Linked DNA regions of Homo sapiens: all the other regions are linked to region 2. A link is a contact called in ENCODE Hi-C or POLR2A ChIA-PET data. All regions are on one chromosome and are shown on one strand. The core of a region is the stretch at or near the end of the contact, and the rest is flanking DNA. Distances in the headings are between cores, read along the strand shown. Region 1 overlaps JPH2 (junctophilin 2). Region 2 holds the start of TTPAL (alpha tocopherol transfer protein like). Region 3 holds the start of KCNK15 (potassium two pore domain channel subfamily K member 15).

Region 1 (2,700 bases), core at 156-2,655, 340 kb before region 2:
TTAGGTACTACATGACAGGCCCATTGTAAGTGCTTGTACATATCATGTCACTTTACTGAACAGCAGCCTTATGAGAGAAATACTATCATTATCACCCTCAGTGTACACATGAGAAAACCAGTACTCTGAGCATTTCAATAACTTGCCCAAGACAACCTGTACACAGACAGCAAGGGATGGCAAGTTAGTCCAGGTCCACAGGAGGTGCTTCATGGAAGCCTTGGGCAATGGAGCTGACACAAAAATGTGATCATGTACCATGGATGAACAGAGGGTAAAACCTACCCCAGACCCCTTCCAGCCTCATGCTTGGGGAACCTGGAGGCCTCAGATGGCCTAGGAGTAGTGAACATTTCTCTTTAGGAAACACAGACAGGATGAAGGTCCTGCCACCCTCTCCAGAGGGCCATGACTGTCACCGTGCTCCTGCAGGGGGACGAAGTCTGCTGGAAAATGGCCTCACCCTTTGCCTATTCTGCTCCCTGGGTGCAACCCAGCAAGAGGATGCTGAATCCCCTGGGACTCATCGCCATCATCATCATCAACATCAACATCACCATTATGAATAGGCAATGCTTGCTGCGCACCTACTAGATGCCCGGCACTTGCATGCGTTTTCTTAATTAATTCTCACAATATTCTCTAAAGTAGGTATCACTATCCCCACTTTGCAGGTGAGAAGATTATATAACCCGTCAAATCCACACAGCCAGGGAAGAGGAAAGCCAGGAATCCTATTGTGGCTTAACACCAAAATAAGAAGATGGAAGCATTAGTTACTACTGGAGTCAGACAACCTGGTTTCAAACCCCAGCTCCCTCACTTCCAACTTGCATGATCTTTGCCAAGTCATGGAACCTCTCCCAGTCTCAGTTTCCCCATCTGTAAAATGGGTTACTAATAGCACTTAGCTATACTAGTAGCTACTTCTTGTAAGGATTATGTAAATTGTGGCATGTGAAGGGTATATTCATTCAGTTGTGACAAGGATTTACTAGGCACCTAATAGACCCTTTCCTGCCAGAACCCAGACTGATGCAACCCTTCTGGATATTCTGAATGTGCATATAGTATATAGTATATGTGTACATTATGTGTACCAGAACCTGGGCTAATCTTGGGGTACCATTGTGAACAGGAGAGACTCGCCTTCTGGAACTTACAGACCAGCTCAGCATTGTGCCCAGCACATAGTAGGTACCCCATGAATGTTAGCTGCTATTTTTTGTTATCACTACTTAGCGGATTTTCTCCCCAAGGGTTGGGCTCCCACCCTGGGGCTCGCCTGCCCAGGAGCCTGCTGACTTAGCTCTTGGTGTGCTCTGCCCCCGCCCCGCCCCACCCCACCCGGGAGCCGGCCTGCAAAGGCATCTTACAAGGCCCCAGTCAGCAGACATCTCCTGCCTAAATAAGGACAAGGCGCCCAGGAGAGCTTTCTGTGAGCCGGAGGAATGTGACAGCTGAGTCCTCCCAGCCCAGCGGCCTCCCCCGCCTCCCGCCCCTCCCCAGGTGGGGCTCGGCTGGGGCATTCCAGCTTTTCCCAGAGCAGATCCCAGTGTCACTGACACCCACTCGCACCCCACCCCAGGCTGCTCTAAAAACTGATAAGGAGCTCTGGGAAGGAATTCCAGGCAGCTCCATTTGCTCCTGGGGGCTGGCGACCCTGCTGTCACAAGGACAGGGGAGGAAGAAGCCACCAGGCGGGGCCGAACCCAGCCTTCCTCTGGACAACTGCATCCCTTTGTTCAAAACACACTTCCAGAGATCGGATTCGGCCCCAGGCACCGTGCCAGGTACTGGAGGTCCAGAGGAGGTTCCAACCCCGTTGCCTTATCCCATCATAGCAGTCACAACTGGGCTAAGTCTTTGAATCCTGCCCTTTCAAAGACTGGATTTTGAACAAGTCCTTCTAAATACTGGCTTTCCTTCTCTCTGACACTGGGAAGAGGGAGAGGAGAAATCTGTCTTTCAGGCCAGTGTCTCTGAAGGATGGGATGCTTTCTACTGGCAGGACCAAGAATGATAGGTGGTACCAGACCATTCATTAAGTAACACTGTAGAAAGTGCATCTGTAAAAAGAGAAAAAATTTAAAAAGACCTTTTTTTTTTTTTTTTGAGACGGAGTCTTGCCCTATCACCCAGGCTGGAGTGCAGTGGTGCGATCTCGGCTCATTACAACCTCTGCCTCCCGGGCTCAAGCAATTCTTCTGCCTCAGCCTCCTGAGTAGCGGGGATTACAGGTGCCCGCCACCACGCCCGGCCAATTTTTGTATTTTTAGTAGAGACGGGGTTTCACCATGTTGGCCAGGCTGGTCTCGAACTCCTGACCTCGTGATCTGCCCACCTTGGCTTCCCAAAGTGCCTCCCAAAGTGTAATCCCAAAGTGCTGGGATTACAGGCGTGAGCTTTAATGCGTCTCTTACACGCTGTTTTTTAACTGAGAGCCCAGCAGCAAGCAGCCTTGAGTCTGAGTTTGTTTGCTTTATTAGACAGAGTCTGGCTCTTTCGCCCAGGCTGGAGTGCAGTAGTGTGATCATGGCTCCCTGAAGCCTCAACTTCCTGGGCTCAAGCTATCTTCCTGCCTCAGTCTCCCGAACAGCACCTGGGACTACAGGTGAGCACTGCCACACCCAGCTAATTTTTTTATTTTTTTGTAGAGATGGGTTCTCACCATATTGCCCAGGCTGGTCTCAAACTCCT
Region 2 (2,733 bases), core at 157-2,656:
TCCTTATAAGAAGAGGGAAGCAGGAGGATCAGTCAGTAGTAGAGGTGACAACAGAAGCCAGAGGTTGAGGTGATTTGAAGAAGGGGCCATAAGCTAAGGAATGCAGGTGGCCTCTACAAACTGTAAAAGGAAAGGAACTGATGCTTCCTCCAAATCCCCAAAAGAATGCAGCCTTGCCAACACCTTGATTTTAGACTTTTGACCTAGAGAACTGCAAGAGAATATATCTGTGTTGTTTCAATCCATGAAGTTTGCAGTAATTCCTTGTAACAGTAACAGGAAAATAATACATAGATTTAGCAAACAAAACAAAATCCAGGATGCCCAGTAGTCATATTTGAATTTCCTATAAACAACAATTTTTAAAGTATAAATGTGTCCCAAATGTTGCATAGGACACACTTATCTGTGTGTATGTGTGTGTGTGTTTGGAAAGGAACATGCTTAAATGTTTATCTGAAATTCAAACTGTAGTGAATGTTATATATTTTGTCTGTCAATCTTAGAAGTGATGAAACTGAGAGCAGGAGTCAAAACTCATGATTCCCAGGTCGCCTCCATACTGCTGCCCCCTGCCCCTCAATCTGGCAGAAACTGCCACGTTCTTGTGGCCCTCATGGGTCACTTCCCATCTTCTTGGGACTCCTCTTGCCCCTGGGGTAGGAAAATGAAAAGACTGTTTAAGGTCGTTTCTTTAGGCTCAGAGTTCTCCTGGACCACCAGAGGTTCTGCCTCAGAGGGACCTAGGAGATTTGCCTCAAAGTTGCAGTTGCACAAAATACTTGCGGGCGGATCTTAATGGACTGGGGTGGGAGTTAGTAAAGCCTTTGTCTGGAGGGAACGTAATGAACCCCAAAGCAGGAAAAAAGTAATTATTGAATCAGGCTCCAGAGCAAGAATCAGGTTTCAGGTAAGGAAACGGAAGCACAAGAAGGAATGGGGACTTGCTCCAGGTCACTCAGTTAATGACAGACAGATGTCCCCTGGTTTGGAGTCTCCCTTTTTGGAGCAGCTAGTCCTGATAGCAGCCATAGTGGGGGGAAGTCTAGAATGCTAATCCTGAGGTCCGGGTTTGAAGCCCTTTACTGCCTTGATTGCCAGTTTCCCTTTCCTGAAATAGGGGAATTGCATAAATATGAGGAGTTAATGAGATCATGGATGTTAAACAACAGGTACATGTTAGCATGTTCTTGGAAAATGGCAGCTTCTTTCCTTCCTTCTCTGAGCCTCAGTTTCCCCATCTATAAGCCGGGTTTGACAAGCGGCTGGTGCCCCAGCTCCTCCCAGCCACTCCAGGTCCGCAGCTCGGAGCTCCGGCAGCCAGGTGGGGACTGAACACCAACGCCGCGGGGAGGCGTCGCACATGCGCGCTCCTAGGCGGAGCCCCGCCTCCCACGCCCTGGATCGTCACTTCCGGCGCGAGAGGCCGGGCAGGCCGGGCAGGGAGTGCGGGTCGGTTCTGCGTGCGCTGCCGGACGAGGCTCCCGCCGCCGATTGACCCGCGCTCCGCCCGTAGTCGGGCCGGTGAGTGCCCGCGAGCCCATCCGTGTGCCCTGGGAGCTGAGGAGAGGGACCCCTGAGAGGGAAGGATAACCGGAAGTGGGGACCAGAGGAGCGAGAGACCCCAGGAAATGGGGACACCTGGGGAGGGGGTGACAGCCGGAAGTGGGGGCCTCGGAAGGTTGTCCACGGGATATGGGGTCTCGGGGGCTCTAGGAGAGATGGCTTCCTGACCTCTCCTTGTTGAGAGGAAGGGGTGGAAAGGAAAGTGATGCTCCAGAAAGGATGGGCTCCAGGTGGGGGAGATCTTTGGCTTCACCGTTACCAATGGTGTCTGCATCTCACTCATATGTCCGCCTGTCAGCTCATTCACCAGCCTGTGACTGAGTCCTGCTGAGCGCTCGGCACTGCTGAGTCCCTGGAGAGTCAACATGAAGCTCCAGGTGGAGGGTACAGATTAGAAGCCCAGGGTGGGGCTAGACGCATCCTTGCTCTGCCTCACCGGGTGTGCCCCCTTGGGCGAATCGCTTAACCTATATCCTCCGCTGATGTGTACAGACCACTGCCATGTGCCCGGCACTGGGGGTGGCAGTGGACATGGCAGACAAGCCCTCTGCCCTCGTGGAACTTAGATTCTAGGGGACAGTCCTTTTTGTCCTCCTTTGTAAAATGGCAACAGTAATAGCGCTCTCACCAAATAACGTGAAGATTAAATGAGGAAATGGGTAAAGGGCTTAGCAATGCTTGATACATGGTAAAATGCTCAAGTATGCATTCTCTTCATTCCACTATAATGTAAGCTTTATTAGGCAAGGAATTGTATTGTTTGCGTCTGTGTTCCCAGTGCCTGTGAGCACAGTGCCTGACATATATGGTAGGTGATCGGTAATTATTTGATAAATGAGTGCGTGGTGAAACTGACTCTAGATAAATGCCCATAGCATTGGACTGTAATTTCTAAAAAAGAAATAGGAACCCAGTTCTGTGGAAAACTGGAGGGAATCACCCTCAGGGAGTTTGGGAAGGATTCACTGAGGTGGTGACATGGCAGCTGAGCCTGAGCTGTCAAGTTAGGAACAAATTAGAAGAGGAAATTCCAGGCAGAGTGTATCAGAAGTGCACGAGTTATTCCAAGGATGATGGGTTATTAGTTTGTTTTGACTGGCATTTAATGTGCATCAAGGTGGGGTGCGATGGAAAATGAGGCTGGAGAGGGGCTTTGAGGTGAGGCTT
Region 3 (2,700 bases), core at 37-2,536, 270 kb after region 2:
TAAAGACTTTAGTTCTCTGCATTCAGCCGTCTGGTGGGGGAAAGAGATGGAGCACGTGTAGGGCAGGGTTTTATGGGCCAGGCCTGGAAGTGGCATATGTCACTTCTGCCCATGTTCCATGAGCTAAAGCTTGGTCACATAGACCCTGCTAAGTGCAAGAAAGGCTGGGCAATGTGGCCAGCTGGGCGCCCAACTCCACCTCCCCGGTGCATCCCGGATCCCCTCATTTCTCTCCATCTTCACACATTTGGACTACACTAGCCTTCGAACTGGCCTCCACTCCTAGCCACCATCCCTTTTCCCCATGACAGCCAGGGGCTCTTTAAAAAATATGAATCAGATCATTGTGGTGGTGTTGCGTGTGTGTTTGTTTGCCTGTGTTTGTAATACAGCCTTTCCATGGCTTTCAATAAACCCACATAAGGGCTTGTAAGACCCTGTGTGAAGTTGCCTCTTTGCCTTCCTTCTGCTCCCCCAAAGTATCTGCCCCCCAGTTCTCTGGGCTCCAGCGACACCGGCTCCTCTGCTATTCTGGCTGCCAAGTCATGCTCAGTTCTGTTTTAAGCACCACCTTAGATGGTGGGGTTCACCTTCCCCAAGAAACTATCCCTTTTCCTTCTTTCTCACTCCTGTCTTAAATTAGTTTCTTGTTTGTTAGCTGGCCCTCCTCACTAGGATATCACTTTTACTTACAACAGGAATGTTGTTTGCACCAGTAGGTGCTTGGTAAATATTTGTCAGAGGATTGACTGACTGAATGAAAGAAGGAAGGAAGGAGAGAAGGAAGGGAAGAAGAGATGAAGGGACGAAGGGAGGAAGGGAGGGACGGAGGGAGGAAGGGAGGGACGGAGGGAGGAAGGGAGGGACGGAGGGAGGAAGGATGGGAGGGAAGAAGGGAGGGAGGGATGGGGAAAGGAGTGAAAGGAAGGAAGGAAGGAAAGGAGGGAGGGAGGGAGGAAGGGAGGGGAGGGGGGAGGGGAGGGAGGGAAAAAGGAAGGAAGGAAGGACGGAAGGAAGGACGGAAGACTGGCACGAGGTCACAACATGAGTTAGTGGCGGGAACAGGACTTCTGCAGGCCCGGGGTTTGGGCCTTTGCTTCAGATCTCACTATTCACAGACACATGAACCCCGGGCAGGCGAGTGGGAGGCGGACAGGGGAGCGGTTCTTCCGGCCCCCACCCGTGGCGATCCCAGCCTCCAGGTTCCCGGCAGTCGCCCCGCCTCGCCCGTCACAACCCTGCCGCGTGGGGCCGGGGTTGGAGGGGGCGGAGCGCGCGGTCCGGGCACACGGAGCAGGTTGGGACCGCGGCGGGTACCGGGGCCGGGGCGCCATGCGGAGGCCGAGCGTGCGCGCGGCCGGGCTGGTCCTGTGCACCCTGTGTTACCTGCTGGTGGGCGCTGCTGTCTTCGACGCGCTCGAGTCCGAGGCGGAAAGCGGCCGCCAGCGACTGCTGGTCCAGAAGCGGGGCGCTCTCCGGAGGAAGTTCGGCTTCTCGGCCGAGGACTACCGCGAGCTGGAGCGCCTGGCGCTCCAGGCTGAGCCCCACCGCGCCGGCCGCCAGTGGAAGTTCCCCGGCTCCTTCTACTTCGCCATCACCGTCATCACTACCATCGGTGAGCCGCCCGGAGCCTCCCTCCGCGCCCGCTCCAGCCCCAGCCGTCCCGGGGCGCCTCTGGGTTTCGGTCCCACCTCTGCCCCCGCCCAGCTGAGCTACTTTGGACGGGTCATTTCGGCTCACCGAGCCTCCCTCATCTCCTTCGCCTCCCTCGTCTCCCTGGTCTCCTTTGCCCCCCTCTGCTGAATGGAGCTGTCAGCCCACGCAGGCAGGGACGGGAGGAATCAGTAAATCGAGTTTGCCAAAAGGCTGACCCAGGAGTGCTCAGAAAACGTCCAAGGGGCTTGGAGATAGGTGAAGCGGGGCTGGGAGACCAAGTGGCTGGATTTGCTTTTCCTTGCCTGGTTGCCTCACACTTGCTGTGTGACCTTAGACGAGTTGCTCAACCTCTCTGAGCCAGAGTTTTCTCTTCTGTAAAATAGTGTCGCTAATCGGCCTTATCTCAGGGCTGTGGTGAGAGTTATTATTCAGGAGACAGACTATGCACAGACAAGGCCTGTGCTAAAACATGACACATACAGAGCACTACAAAGAAAAGATCATTTTTTTATTATTGCAATTGTTATTGTTACCCCATGAGAATGGGGACCCAGTCTGTCTTAGGGACTGCTGTATGACCCGTGCCTAGCATGCAGTAGATGATCAATAAATACTTGTTAAAGGAATGACTGATAACCACAGGCTCTGGACTCTGCCCTCAGGGATGCAGAGCAGTTCCTTTGGAGCATCTGGACCACCAGCTGTTGCCATGACTACCATCTGGCTGGTACCTGCTGAGCCTAAACCTGGGGGAACAGGAAGGAGAGAAGTGGGCTCTGCAGGGCTCCAGGCTTGGTGCCAGCCACTCCCCAGGCTCCAGCTGTGAACGTCCCGGCACCCCCCCTGGGGCTTGGATCACCAGTCCGAAAGCCAGTGCCTTGGAGAAAGTTTCCCCATAATGCTCTTGCAAGTGAATATGAGCTGTGGTTTTTGCAGTGGAGTTAAAAGTATGAGTTCTGGAATCACAGAGACTGGAGTTCTGGTCTCATCTCTATTGCCACCTGCCTTCTCTGGCAATTGATTCCACCTGTCCAAGCCCTGGTT

Evidence for each region. A loop is a pair of places that touch in the nucleus more often than their neighbours do. ChIA-PET counts read pairs that join two places held with the same protein, here RNA polymerase II (POLR2A). Pooled maps may share reads with other maps.
Region 1: a map of chondrocyte shows a loop between it and region 2 (2.4-fold over the local background). The contact joins the enhancer-like site here to the promoter of TTPAL in region 2. A Hi-C loop is called at or near these places in 3 of 168 maps with a recorded cell type or tissue (astrocyte of the cerebellum, chondrocyte and mammary epithelial cell) and 1 of 50 pooled maps. POLR2A ChIA-PET finds 5 or more read pairs at or near these places in 1 of 52 experiments (activated CD4-positive, alpha-beta T cell).
Region 3: a loop to region 2 is called in a map of dorsolateral prefrontal cortex, with 2.9 times the contacts of the local background. The contact joins the promoter of KCNK15 here to the promoter of TTPAL in region 2. A Hi-C loop is called at or near these places in 9 of 168 maps with a recorded cell type or tissue (B cell, CD4-positive, alpha-beta T cell, Caco-2 and 6 more), 3 of 37 single-sample maps with no recorded cell type and 26 of 50 pooled maps.

The regions. Positions count from the first base shown.
Region 1 is chr20:44,135,911-44,138,610 of GRCh38, forward strand. The region is part of intron 2 of JPH2 (junctophilin 2); the gene reads right to left. Among named protein-coding and RNA genes, the nearest start is that of JPH2, 50 kb to the right of the region's middle. Within about 2 kb of position 1,406, at least 15 of the 41 ENCODE cell types and tissues checked have a DNase peak (open chromatin) inside an H3K27ac peak, as active enhancers do.
Region 2 is chr20:44,474,468-44,477,200 of GRCh38, forward strand. TTPAL (alpha tocopherol transfer protein like) reads left to right here and starts at 1,407. Exons shown (of 5, transcript NM_001039199.3): 1 at 1,407-1,524. RefSeq lists an enhancer at 1,203-1,292 and a silencer at 1,383-1,512.
Region 3 is chr20:44,744,579-44,747,278 of GRCh38, forward strand. KCNK15 (potassium two pore domain channel subfamily K member 15) reads left to right here and starts at 1,287. Exons shown (of 2, transcript NM_022358.4): 1 at 1,287-1,615. The coding sequence starts at 1,333. It overlaps KCNK15-AS1 (KCNK15 and WISP2 antisense RNA 1), which reads right to left and starts at 1,649. Exons shown (of 5, transcript NR_132377.1): 1 at 1,387-1,649.